Linked DNA regions of Homo sapiens: region 1 is linked to region 2. The links are chromatin contacts, found by Hi-C or POLR2A ChIA-PET in ENCODE. All regions are on one chromosome and are shown on one strand. The core of a region is the stretch at or near the end of the contact, and the rest is flanking DNA. Distances in the headings are between cores, read along the strand shown. Region 1 holds the start of EPHA2 (EPH receptor A2). Region 2 holds the start of SPATA21 (spermatogenesis associated 21).

Region 1 (6,976 bases), core at 1,142-3,641, 280 kb before region 2:
ATGAGGGCAGATTCAGTGGCTGTTGATGACCTAACAGGAGCCACGTGGGCAACCAAGTATAGCCTAGGGGTGAGGGGGCAAGAAAGAAGTCTGAAGCAGCCTGGGGGTAGGTGAAAAAGGCACCTGTGTCCTCCTGCCTGCCCCCTAAGCCACCCCCAGGCAGACCCACCACATACAGCCTGATTCCCAGGAACTGAAACCAGCAGCTGCCAGCTAGGCCATCATGCCCACCCCCACCTAGGCACACTTCTCTAGGGACTCTTTCACGGGGACTCAGAGTCGAAGCAAAAATGTACCCCCACCCCAGTGCAATACACAAGCCTTTCCCCCTGCATCCCATGGGGTGTGGGGGTGGGGTTTAATCACACAGGCTGGGGAGAGGTGGACACAGGGGACAAGGACAAGGCAGCTCCAGGCTTCCAGGCCAGCTTGGGGACTGCAGCAGCAAAGCACCCGCCTAATCCCCCACCCCCCCATGGGCAGCCGAGGAGAAAGGCCTATAGTGATTCCAGCTGTCTCTCCCCTTCTCTCCAACCACAGTCCCCCAGGAAGGGGGAGGACCAAACGTTGGTGGGGCGGATATTGAGGGTGGCAGAAATCCTTGCCATGAGCTCCTGCAACCAGAAGTCCCGGTTGAGACCCCAACCCGGGCCCTGTCACTCCAGAGACTGAGACAGGATGCCACCCCCAACACCTGCCACTGCCCAACGGCTCCAGATCCGGCCTCTTTTCCTCCCAACACAGAACAGCAAAACCTCCAAACCCAGTTTGGGAGGCAGAAAAAGAAGGAAACAGGCCGGGGGTGGTGGCTCATGCCTGTAATCGCAGCACTTTGGGAGGCCGCGGCGGGTGGATCACCTGAGGTCAGGAGTTCAGAATCAGCCTGGCCAACATGGTGAAACCTCGTCTCCACTAAAAGATGCAAAAATTAGACGCGCCTGGTGGCGGGCACCTGTAATCCCAGCTACTAGGGAGGCTTGAGACAGGAGAATAGCTTGAACCCGGGAGGCAGAGGTTGCAGTGAGCCGAGATTGCGCCATTGCACTCCAGTCTGGGCAACAAGTGCGAAACTCCGTCTCAAAAAAAAAAAAAAAAAAAAAAAAGAAGGAAACTTCTCACCGGCCCAAGTTTCCTCCCGGCTTCCCCCTTGTGGAGCCTGCGGAAACCTCGCTCTGCCCAGGCAGGAGGGGAAGCCTTGCCCTCACTGTTGGAAATTGAAGCTGGCCTGGGCTGGGTGGACAGGAAGGTCTTCGGCCAGGGCAGGAGCCCCCATCCTCGCCCTGACCCTAGCGGAGGGACAACACCCCCACCACGCACCCGCTGCGCCATGAGCAAAGTCTGCGGCCCCTCACTCGGCGCGGCTCCGGGAACACTGGGGCGGGGGTGGGTGATTCAGTCCCCCACCCCCGGGTGTCCTGACTCCCTGGTGGCCCTGGGCTGACAGCTCCACACCTTGGGAGGCCGCACCCCCACCTGCCGCATTTCCTCGTTCTGAGTCACCCTTGCTCAGAACGCTTGACTTTGGGACTTCCTGTCCGCACTCGCGGCCCCTAACCTGCCCCGGGAGCCCGGGAGTGCGGCTTGGGAAGGAGGGAAAGGAGTGTGTGAGCAGGGATTGGCCCGAACCTATCTCCACGCTCTCCCCCGGGACTGGAGGTGAAGGGGGGCGTGGAGAAAATCTCAGGGAACAGGGGCTTCGACAGGGGGCTCCCGCCCGCCCGAGCCCCCTCCCCAAAATGCGAGGCCTGCACAGTATGCCTTCTCCGCAAAACCTCGGCAAGCGGGTTAGTGAATTCAGGTCACTAAGAAGCTGAGCCCGCGGAAAGCTGCCCAAACACCCCCTTCTCTAGGGGACTCCCCACGCCCCCCGCCGGGACGCGTTCCCGAAGTCGCCGCCTGGACTGCAACCGCGTGGCCTGCGCCGCGTCCTCTTCTCCGCAGCCTCCGAGGCCCGTGCGACCAAGCTGAAACCGCTTATTCTCCGGAGCCCCTATGACCCCGGGTGGGGGCCAGGGCTCGCCTCGATCGCAGCCCGTGCGCCCTCCGGACTCCAGTTCGCCGGGACTGGGCGACACCAGGTAGGTTCCAAAGTTGCGCGCGTCAAGGAGCGCCGGGCTCTAGGGGGCACTGGGGCCCGGGGGCCAGGGGTCCAGACGCCGCGCGCACTCACCTTCCTTGCCCTGCGCCGCCGCGGCCGCGGCCAGCGCACAGCCCCACAGCAGGGCGAAGCAGGCGCGGGCTGCCTGGAGCTCCATGCCGCGCTTCTCGCTCTCGGTCCGATCCCCCCGAGCCCGGCTCCCGCACACCCGCACGCCTGCACGCCGGCCTCGGTGTCCGCTCCCGCCCGCCGGCCTGCGCGCAACTTCTGCCCCTCCTGCCCCGAGTCCTTAATGGAAGTTGGGTGAGAACCGACTCCTGTTCATTCATGCCCTGCGTGACGTCACCAACGCCCGCCCTCAGGAATGTCTTTAAAGGGGCCGGGCTGGCACCCGGAGGAGAGGGAGGGGAAGTCCGGAGGGGTTTGGAGGAGGACCTTGGGGCCCTCTGGACTCGCGGGCTCCCCGCAGGCCTTCCAAAGTTTGAGCGTCTCAAAGCGCCAGCGCCCCTACGGATTAGCCCCCAGGGATCTCTGAGCCTGGTATCCTCGGTGGAAACGTTTAATGGTTTTGCGCTGAGCCATACCCATTCTGCCCTTCACCTCTGAGACTGAGCTCAATGCGACTGAGCTCAACGCTGGCCTGAAGGTCTGAGCTGAAATGGATTGGGGGTCCAATAAGCAGTTGCCTCCTAAGCAGCAGGCCTGAGAGAGTGGCCCAGAAATAGACCTGGATGCCCTCCTTCCTAAAACCCTTGAAGAGTATATCAAGCTGCTGATGGTCAAAAAGAGTATCTCTGTTCAGAAGCCTATAAGCCTACTATGATCTGAGAATAGGTTCATTTCCTCTGGGAATGGATCAGACATGCACTATCTTATTTATTAATAATTCTCATCTGGGAGGCAGGGGTCATCATCCCCATGTTACAGAAGAGGAGACTGAGGCTCCAAGAGCAGAAACAACATGCCCAAAGGGTGCACAGCTCACGGGTAGTAGAAGCAGGATTTGAATCCTGGTGGTCTCTGCTTGAACCACTGCTTCTTTTTGGGGAAGGGGGCAAGGGGCACCCCTGGCCCCCGACCCTGGCATGGGTTGATAGGTTTTGACAGTTTGGAGGACACCTGCCTACCACCTGCCCCTTGATAAGGCCTCTTCACAAAACTTCCTCAGACATGAGCTCATCTCCCTTCCTGACAGAAGCGGCTAGTGTGAGTGAAACAAACGGGAAATTTGCTCTGGCCCGCCTGCCCAGCCACCCACGGCTGCCTGTTGGCCAATCACCATTTGACCAGTCCAGGAAGAGCAACTGTGGCAGGCCTGATTTCCTGGGAGGCCCCAGACTCCCTTTGCCTACCTCTTCCTCTCTGACCCCATCCTCGCTTTGATGCCCGGGACCTGCTACCCAGGTACGTGGGTCTTCTCTGCCGGATGTGGACATCTTGGCCTCTCGCCTTGGTGCCTACTCTTGGGAAGCGGGTCCAGACATCTCTCCTGCAGGAAGAGAGGAAGGGTTAATTACAGGCGTTGGGGATAATTAAAGCCTTTGACCAAGAGGATGGGAGGAGAGCCTTGGTCCTCTGAGAGCCTGTGAGTGTGCAAGTGCCTGTGAGAATAAGTGCATGTGTATGAGGGTGTGAGATTTTGTTGAATGTGCATTCGTGTGTATAGACATGAGAGTGTTGATGTATGTATGACTGTGTGTGAGTGTGTGTATGGACATAAGTGTTGTATGTGACTGGGCAGGGTGGCTCAGGCCTGTAATTCCAGCACTTTGGGAGGCCGAGGCAGGCAGATCATTTGAGGTCAGGAGCTCCAGACATGCCTGGCCAACATGGTGAAACCCCGTCTCTACTAAAAATACAAAAAAATTAGCTGGGCGTGGTGCCACTCACCTGTAATCCCATCTACTAAGGAGGCTAAGGCAGGAGAATCACTTGAACCCCAGAGGCAGAGATTGCAGTGAGCCGAGATTGCGCCACTCACTGCACTCCAGCCTGGGCCAGCAAGACTCTGTCTCAAAAAAAAAAAGAAAAAAGTGTTGGTATATGTGTGTATAAGTGTGTGTGCATGGGCATGAGAGGATTTGGGTATGAGTGTGTGTCTGTGTGTGTTTTTGTGGATTGTGTGGATGTGTCTAGATGTGTGTATGAGTGTGCATGTGGGTGTGAGAGATTTGTGTATGAGTGCATGTGAGTGTGGATTTGTGTATGCATGTATTTGTGAGTGTGCCATACTTCACAGTAGATGTGGAGTCAGCCCATGAGTTTCTGAACAAGTTATTTCACTTTTCTGAGCCTCAGTTTGCTCCTGGAAAGATGTAAAGCCTATTTAGGAGAGTTACTGTAAAGATCAAATAAAGTCATGCATGTAAACCACAGGGGCCAGGACTACAGAAAGCACGCATGAAATCTCAGCTGTTACTGGGTTACATGCGGTTCAGCAACAGGAAGCCACATCCGTGGAGAGCAGGGCATGTGTTGTGCCCAGGGCTCTGTGGACAGGCACATGGGGTGTGTGGATGAGTGTGAGCATGTGTGTAGTACGTGGTTTGGATAAGTGTTTTGCATGTTGTATTGGAGCCTCTGGGCTAGGGACACTGGCGTGTGTAAGACTCCATGTGAGTTGTGTGGAAGCCACTGCTTGTACATGTGTGTTACATGCCACTTGCAGGCTCCATCTGTCAGATGTGTCACTAGAGGACACACTGCAGGAGGACAGGGATGTTTGTAGAAAACAGACAGTGCCTGGGCCAGGCGCGGTGGCTCACGCCTGTAATCCCAGCACTTTGGGAGGCCGAGGCAGATAGATCACTTGAGGTCAGGAGTTTGAGACCAAGCTTGTCATCATGGTGAAACCCCGTCTCTACTAAAAATACAAAAATTAGCCGGGCGTGGTGGCGCATGCCCGTAATCCCAGCTGCTCGAGTTGGAGGCAGGAAAGTCGCTTGAACCCAGGAGGTGGAGGTTGCAGTGAGCCGAGACCGCGGCACTGCACTCCAGCCTGGGTGACAGAGCGAGAGCCAAAAACAAAAAAAGAAAACAGACAGTGCCTGATACATACTAGATATTCAGCAAGCCTCCGCTGAATGAATGAACTAATGAGTGAATGACAGTGTTGCGAGTTCTGTGTTGCGTGAAAGTCTCTGTGTGTAGTGTTGGTTGGTCCTTCTGGTGGCAAGTGTGGGTTTCCATGTGTGGCCTCAAAAGGTTGAATCCAAGCACACACACGGCAGGGGTGCAGGCAGGCCCTGATGGCTGTGGGGCGTGTGCCCAGCAGTATGTGCACAAGTTGGGGGCTGAGAGCATAGGGCAGGGTGTTGCTCATCTGCAGCATGTGACGTGAACAGAGGCCTATGGAAAGGAGTGGTATGTCAGGTGGTGGCAAGAGGGTGTTCCACCTGGCTTTTCCCTGGCTTTTAGTCACCCATTTAATGACACACCCTTCCCTCTTTTCCTGTCCGACTCAGAGTCTTTCCCGCTCTAGGTGACTGGGTGCTAAGGAGGAAAGTTCTTCAGTGAGTCTTATAAAGCGGCACCAAAACGCGGTATTTATAGTGACATAATCAGCCCTAATGGAGATGGAATTACCCCATAAAGGCCCCAAGGAGCCCTCAGGGCCTCAGCGCCACTGCAGCAGACAAGGCTCCTGTACAGGCAGGTGGAGCCCGAGTGAGTGTGTGTTTGTGTGTGACTGCCTCTCCTGCCAATCCCTGCCTCCGGCCCACCAGCCTGCTTAGGGGCCCACCTTTGCTAGGACTTAGCTGGGGCTGGGTACTGGGGGCAAGGAGATGACAAAGGTGAATGCTGAAGCCATGGCCTCACTTACCCCACCTTTGATCTGTGCCTGCCTTTGGCCAAGAGCATCAGAAAAAAAATAATGCGGCCTGGGCAATACAGTGAGACCCCATCTCTACAAAAGAAAAAAGAAAAAAAATTAGCTGGGCATGGTGGTGAGCACCCGTGGCCTCAGCTACTCGGGCGGCTGAGGAAGGAGGATTGCTTGAGCCTAGGAGGTCAAGGCTGCAATGAGCCGTGATTGCACCACTGCACTCCAGCCTAGGCAACCAAGTGAGACCCTGTTTCAAAACAAAATTTTTTTAAAAAAAGAAAAGCAAAGAAAAAAACTGTAGCCAATACTTATGAAGCACTACTATGTGCCGGGCCCAGTTCTAGGCACTTATCTGTACTGATCCACTTAGTTCTCATGACACCTTCAGGGAGGTGGCCACTGCTCCTGCCCACATTTTGCAGAAGAGCAAATTTGGAAGTAAAATTTGGAGCTGGCATTCTGGCCCAGACAGGCTAGATCCAGCGCGCACTCTCATGGGTACCTGCCTCAACCATTGCCTCTGAATTCCACTGAACCTGGAGAGCAGTGCCCCGTCCTGGAATGTGCCAACTCTCCGCAGCTGGGATCTTTAAGGTCAGTCTAATTACTACCTCTTGGGTGAAACCCCCAGGGATCAGGCCCCCCCTAGAGCCCCAGGGGCCTCCATGCTACATGCCTACCAGCACCCTGCTCTCAACCAACTGAACTCTTTTTTGTTTTTCAAAGCCTCTGAACTATCTTCTCAACTAGACTGTAAATCCCTCAGAGGCAGGGTATGAATCCAGCAACAGGTAGAACAGTTCCCCACACATTCTGCTCAATAGATGCTAATTTTTTTTTTTTTTTTTTTTTTGAGACAGAGTCTTGCTCTGTCCCCCAGGCTGGAGTGCAGTGGCGCAATCTCAGCTCACTGCAACCTCCACCTCCCGGGTTCAAGTGATTCTCCTGCCTCAGCCTCCTGAGTATCTGGGATTACAGGTGCACGCCACCACACCTGGCTAATTTTTGTATTTTTAGTAGAGACAGGGTTTCACCATGTTGGTCAGGCTGGT
Region 2 (6,935 bases), core at 4,317-6,816:
TTTCCTGTACAACTTCTCAGAGCCTTTAAAATACTAATGTGCCTTTTAAAGAGAGTCCAAGAATGTCACAGCTGCTCCTGCTATAGATGAAAACTCCATGTTCTTAGATGGGGCTAAGGAACAAGAACTAGGGACATCTGTCCATCTGTCTCAGGGCCCCAAAGTCTCCAGCGGCAATCTGCAGTTCACCAAAGCACCCACACCCTGCCCTGGACACATCCTTTCTTTTTCTTTTTCTTTTCTTCTTCTTCTTCTTCTTTTTTTTTTTTTTTTGTTTGTTTTGAGACAGAGTCTCGCTCTGTTGCCCAGGCTGGAGTGCAGTGCTGCAATCTTGGCTCACTGCAACCTCTGCCTCCTGGGCTCAAGCAATTCTCCTGCCTCAGCCTCCCTACTAGCTGGGATTTTAGGCGGCCGCCACCATGCCCGGCTAATTTTTGTATTTTTAGTAGAGATGGGGTTTCACCAGGTTGGCCACGCTGGTCTTGAACTCCTGACCTCAAGTGATCCGCCCGCCTCGGCCTCCCAAAGTGTTGGGATTACAGGTGTGAGCCACTGCACCTGGCCATTTCTGAAGCCTTTCATCTCTCCTCCACCTCTTTCATCCAACCTCATGTTCAGCTGTGCCACCACCCCCTACACAAACTTTCTGTTTTAATCCAGGCAGGCTCCTGCAATCCTAGTCCCACAGACCCCAGCCTCTGTGCCCACCTCCCATTTTTTCTATCTTTCCGATAGCCCCCAACCCATCCTTCAAGCTCCTCCCTCTTCTCCAAGTTTCCAACCATCTCAGCTCTCTCTCCAGCCACTGAATTCCTTTGAGGCAACATCAGCACCATTTCTATGGGTACATGGACCCCCTTTCACTGTTAACTAGTTTCCAGGAGTAAATCCTAACCCCCATGCCCCTTCCTCCTGTAGTGAGACCATATGACCTTGAAGATCTTGATGGTGCTTCTTCCACTTTAAATCATGGCAGGCCCGCCAGCATCCACGGAGGAACCTTCCATGTGCTGGAAACCTTTGTAAACAGTATTCTCCTAACAGCCCTGTGAAGTCTGGGTTCAGCCCTGTTTTAAAGATAGGGAAATTAAGGCTCTGAGCAATGTTTTGTCCGATACCACATGGCCAGTCTGCAGAGGAACTGGATTCAAACCCAGGCCTGTCTGACTCCCATGGCCACTCATCTCATCATATCATTTTGCCTACAAAGAAGCTTAAGTCATTCATTCATTTCCTTGTGCAATCGATAACTGTTTAATGACACGTGCCCGTGCTAGGGACAACGTCAGGCCTTAGGGGATACACTGGGTGTCCTGACGGTTCCCACAGTTTACCAGGGACACAGAGGAGGCGCACTTAATAGCTGCTGACCCAAGTTCGCACTTCCTTTTCCTGCCCTCCAGGCCCTTCCTGCAGTTACAGCTGCACCCCTGCCATGCAAAGCAGACCTCAGCTGGTTTGGTGGGGTGACCTCCCACCCCTGGTGCAGCTCTGGCCTCACGAAGGACCAGGCTGTCACCTGGAGCGGAAAAGTCAGGGCTGTGGCCAAGTCCTTCTCTCTTGCCTTGGAGTTCCTTGCCCCTCCCCAGCCTCTTTCTCATTAGGGTTCCCCTAGCCATTCCCGCTTCCTCTGAGTCTTCCTGTCTCAGGGGTGGATGAACCACCTAGGGAAAATCTCCCCCTACGCCCCTCAAACACACCCCCTATTGTCCACTGTCTCTGCCTGAGAATGTGCAGGCTCAGCCTTGGAATTGTCAGGCCCCAGTATTCCACAAACTGAAGTTTTACGGAGGCAGAAGCCCCAGAGGGGCTCCAGCCCCTATCTGTCCACATCTGGAGCTTGCTAACTCTGAGAATCTAGACAAGGAGGGGAAGCCCCAGCCCTAGCAGAGGGGCTTGGAATCCAAGGGTAGAACTGGGAGAGAAGTTGACAAATATCGACTATGTCACCCTTTCAGATCACTTGGGACCCTTTTTTGTTTACAGCTTTATTGAAATTTAACTCACATACCATACAGTTCACCCATTTAAAGTGTACAATTCAACGGCTTTTAGGATATTCACAGAGTTGTACCACCCTCGCCCTAATTCTAGAATATTTTTATCACCCCAAAAAGAAACCCCACACCCCTTGGGCATCATCCCCAATCTTCCCACCCCAAACCCAGCCCTAGGTAACCACTAATCTACTTTCTGTCTTAGTGGATTTGTCTATTCCGAACATTCCATATAAATGGAATCATACAATATATGGTCCTTGGTGAGTAGCTTCTTTCACTTAACGTCATGTTTTCAAGGTTCATCCATGTTGTAGCACACATCAGAATTTCATTCCTTTTTATGGCTGAGTAATATTTCACTGTATGGCTAGACCCCATTTTGTTTATCCATTCATCAGTAGATAGAAATTGAGGTTGTTTCTTTTTTCTTTCTTTTTTTTTTTTTTGAGACAGAGTTTTGCTCTGTCACTCAGGCTGGAGTGCAGCAGTGCGATCGTAGCTTACTATAGCCTCAAACTCCTGGGCTCAAGGGATCCTCTCCCCTCAGCCTCTGAGTGGCTGGCTGGGACTACAGACGCATGCCACCATGCCTGGTTCGTCTTAAAAATTTTTTAATTTTAAATAGAGGCGAGGTCTCATTAGGTTGCCCAGGCTGCTCAAAGTCCTGAGCTTAAGTGATCCTCCCACCTTGGCCTCCCAAAGTGCTGAGATTACAGGTGTGAGCCACCATGCCTGGCCCGTTTCCACATTTTACCTATTATGAATAACACTGCTATGAACATTCATGTACAAGTTTTTATATGAACATACATTTGCATTTCTCTTGGTTATGTATATAGGAACGGAATTGCTGAATCACATGTCAACTCTATTTTTAGCTTTTGAGTAATTGCCAGACTTTCTCAAAGTGGCTGTATCATTTTACCTTCTTACCAGCAGCATATGACTGCTCCAATTTTTCTGCATCCTCTCCAACACTTGTTATTATCTGTCTTATTTATTTATTTATTTATTTTTTGAGACAGGGTCTTCCTTTATCACCCAGGATGGAGTGCAGTGGTATGACCATAGCTCACTGCAACCTCCAACTCTGGGGTTCAAGGGATCCTCCCACCTTAGCCTCCTGAGTAGCTGAGACTACAAGTGCACACCACCACACCTGGCTAATTTTCAAATATTTTGTAGATGGGAATCTCACTATGTTGTCCAGGCTGGTCTTGAACTCCTCAGCTCAAGGGATCCTCCCGCCTCAGCCTCCCAGTGTTTTGGGATTACAGGTGTGAGCCACTGTACCGCCTTACTTGTCTTTTTTATCATAGCTATCCTAGTGGATGTGAGTGTAAAGTGTTATCTCATTCTGATTTTGATTTGCATTTCCCCAATGGCCGATAATGTTGGACATCTTCATGTGCTTATTGGCCATTTGTCTATCTTCTTTGGAAAAATGTTTATTCAGAGCCTTCGTCCTTTTTTTTTTGAGATGGAGTCTCGCTCTGTCACCCAGGGTGGAGTGCAGTGGCCTAGTTCCAGCTCACTGCAACCTCCGTCTCCCGTGTCCATGCAATTCTCCTGCTTCAGCCTCCCTAGTAGCTGGGATTACAGGTGTGTGCCACCACACCAGACTAATTTTTGTATTTTTAGTAGAGACGCGGTTTTGCCATCTTGACCAGGCTGGTCTCAAACCCCTGACCTCAGGTGATCTGCCCACCTCAGCCTTCCAAAGTACTGGGATTACAGGTGTGAGCCACCATGCCCGGCCCCCCCCTTTTTTTTTTTTCAGACAGGGTCTTACTCTGTCCACAGGCTGGACTGCAGTGGCATGAACGTGGCTCACTATAGCCTTGACCTCTTGGGCTCAGGTGATCCTCCCATTTCAGCCTCCCAAAATGCTGGGATTACATGCATGAGTCACAGCACCCAGCCTGCCTCTGTCCATTTATACTGGGTTGTCTTTTTATTATTGCACGGTAAATGTTCTTTATAAATTCTAGATACATGTCCTGAATCATATATATGATCTGCAAAAATTTTCTCCCATTATGTGGATTACATTTTCACCTTTTTGTCTTTTGAAGCACAGAAGTTTTAAATTTTTGTAAAAGTCCCATTTATCGGCCTGGTGCGGTGGCTCACACCTGTAATCCCAGCACTCTGGGAGGCTGAGGCGGGCGGATCATGAGGTCAGGAGTTTGAGACCAGCCTGGCCAGCAAGGTGAAACCCCATCTCTACTAAAGATACAAAAAATTAGCTGAGTGTGGTGGTGCGTGCCTGTAATCCCAGCACTTTGGGAGGCCGAGGCGGGCAGATCACCTGAGGTTGGGAGTTTGAGACCAGCCTGACCAACATGGAGAAACCCCGTCTCTACTAAAAGTACAGAATTAGCCGGGCATGGTGGCACATGCCTGTAATCCCAGCTAGTCAGGAGGCTGAGGCAGGAGAATTGCTTGAACCTGGCAGGTGGAGGGTTGCAGTGAGCCGAGATCGCACCATTGCACTCCAGCCTAGATGACAGGGTGAGACTCTGTCTCAAAAAAAAAAAAAAAAAATACAGATAGGGTGCAGTGTATACTGCTCAGGTGATGGGTGGACCAAAATCTTACAAATCACCACTAAAGAACCTACTCATGCAGGGCAAGGTGGCTCACGCCTGTAATCCCAGAACTTTGGGATGCCAAGGGGGGCAGATCACTCGAGGTCAGGAGTTTGAGATCACCCTGGCTAACATGGTGAAATCCTGTTTCTACTAAAAATACAAAAATTAGCTGGGCATGGTGGTGCCTGCCTGTAATCCTAGGTACTTGGGAGGCTGAGGCAGGAGAATCGCTTGAACCTGGGAGATGGAGGTTGCAGTGAGCAGAGACTGCACCACTACACGCCAGCCTGGGCAACAGAGCAAGACTCCGTCTCAAAAAAAATTACTAATGTAAACAAAAAAAAAACACCAAAAAACAAAAACCTTAGTCATGTAGCCAAATACCACCTGTACCCCAATAACCTATGGAAAAACAAATAAATAAATAAATAAATAAAAAGTTTTGAAATCAGGAAGTGTGAGTCCTCCAACTTTGTTCTTTTTCAAAATTCTTTGGGTATTGAGTGCCCCTTTTATAAGTGGTTTCCTCATCTGAAAAATGGGAGAATTTCTCTTGGAAATATCTATGATGGCAGGAAAATACAGCAGATAAAGATAAGTGGCATATCATATATATGTCTGGAGGCCGTCAGGGAAAGCTTGTTCACCTTACACCCCACCTTGGCCCTGCACCTACCAGAAATCAGCTGGATGAGTCACAGTGAGATTTTCCACCCCTGCTCACCGCCTTGCACATAGGATGGGCTCTGTCTGAGCCTATACTTTGCCTGTTGGCTTGAATTGGATTTGTTTGGTATACAGGGCAGTTAAACTGGGAATAGATGGCAGGTCCAATTATTCTCAGCAGCAGAGGTTTAGGAATGCATTTCAGGAATATCCAGCCATGTGGTTAGGGTTTGAGAATAAGGCAAGGGGCTGTGTGACCTCCAACTACTGGACAGTGTCATTTCCCCCAGCTTGTCACTGGTTCAGTGGCCCCCATTACACAATGAAGATAACAATCGTTGCCTTGCCAACCTCACAGTGATTATTGGGCCAGGGTACTCTCTCCCAGAAAGCCTTCCCTGACTCTCCCCAGACTGTGTGGGGTTTCTTCTCTTTGCTCCCACAGGCCCCTGTGAATTTGCTTCATTACAGTACCTTTCATTCTGCTTTGCCAATGACTGCTTTTCTCTCTGTCTCCTCCAGTCTGCGAGCTCCAGGATGGTAGGAGCTGGATTGGCCACATCCCAGTGACCCCAGTACTCAGCACCTGGCATAGGGTATGTGCTCGATGCCTGTCTTTGTTAGACTGAACAGAACTGAAAGTGCTCTGAATGGCTGGGTGCGGTGGCTCACACCTGTAATCCCAGCACTTTGGGAGGCCGAGGTGGGTGGATCACTTGAGGTCGAGTTATAGACCAGCCTGGCCAACATGGTGAAACCCCGTCTCTACTAAAAATACAAAAATTAGCCAGGCATGGTGGCGCATGCCTGTAATCCCAGCTACTTAGGAGGCTGAGGCACGAGAATCACTTGAACCTGGGAGGCAGAAGTTGCAGTGAGCTGAGATCATGCCACTGTCTTCCAGCCTGGGTGGTAGAGTGAGACTTAGTCTCAAAAAAAAAAAAATTGGAAAATAAGGCCAGGTATGGTGGCTCATGCCTATAATCCTAGCACTTTGGAAGGCTGAGGCAGGAGGATCTCTTGAAGACAGGAATTCAAGACCAGCCTGGGCAACATAGCAAGACCCCCGTCTCTACAAAAAGTAAGAAAAATAGCAGGGTAGGGTGGTGTGTGCCTGTAGGCCCAGCTACTCAAAAGGTTGAGGCAGGAGGATCCCTTGAGCCCGGGAATTTGAGGCTGCAGTGAGTGATGATCGCACCATTGCACTCCAGTGTGGGGTGACAGAGAGAGAAAGAAAGAGAGAGACCCTGTCTAAAAAAAAAAAAAAAAAGAAAAGAAAAAGAAAAGAAAAGAAAAGAAAAATAACCAATATTTGCAAAAATGTGAAGAAATTGAAACCCTTGTGAACGTAAATGGTGCTGCTGCTGTGGAAGACAGTTTGGAGGCTCCTCAAAAAGGTGAGCAAGGCCGGACATGGTGGTTCACACCTGTAGTCCCAGCTACTTGGGAGGCTGAGTTGGGAGGATCACTTGAGCCTGGGAGGTTGAGGCTGCAGTGAGCCATGATCATGCCAGTGCTTTCCAGCCTGGGCAACAGAGTGAGATGCTGTTTCAAACAAAACAAAACAAAACAAAACCACTAAACATAGCATTATTGTATAACTCAGCAGTTTCACTCCTATGTATACACTCAAGAAAATGGAAAACAGGACTAGAACAAGTGTTTGAACACCAAT

Evidence for each region. Hi-C counts contacts between places; a loop is a spot of excess contacts on that map. ChIA-PET counts read pairs that join two places held with the same protein, here RNA polymerase II (POLR2A). Pooled maps may share reads with other maps.
Region 1: POLR2A ChIA-PET joins it to region 2 with 14 read pairs in naive thymus-derived CD4-positive, alpha-beta T cell. The contact joins the promoter of EPHA2 here to the promoter of SPATA21 in region 2. A Hi-C loop is called at or near these places in 1 of 50 pooled maps. POLR2A ChIA-PET finds 5 or more read pairs at or near these places in 2 of 52 experiments (activated naive CD4-positive, alpha-beta T cell and naive thymus-derived CD4-positive, alpha-beta T cell).

The regions. Positions count from the first base shown.
Region 1 is chr1:16,153,678-16,160,653 of GRCh38, forward strand. It overlaps EPHA2 (EPH receptor A2), which reads right to left and starts at 2,392. Exons shown (of 17, transcript NM_004431.5): 1 at 2,171-2,392. The coding sequence starts at 2,255. It overlaps EPHA2-AS1 (EPHA2 antisense RNA 1), which reads left to right and starts at 1,538. Exons shown (of 3, transcript NR_187275.1): 1 at 1,538-2,078; 2 at 3,294-3,502.
Region 2 is chr1:16,431,858-16,438,792 of GRCh38, forward strand. SPATA21 (spermatogenesis associated 21) reads right to left here and starts at 5,567. Exons shown (of 13, transcript NM_198546.1): 1 at 5,271-5,567; 2 at 933-1,067. RefSeq lists a silencer at 6,297-6,467.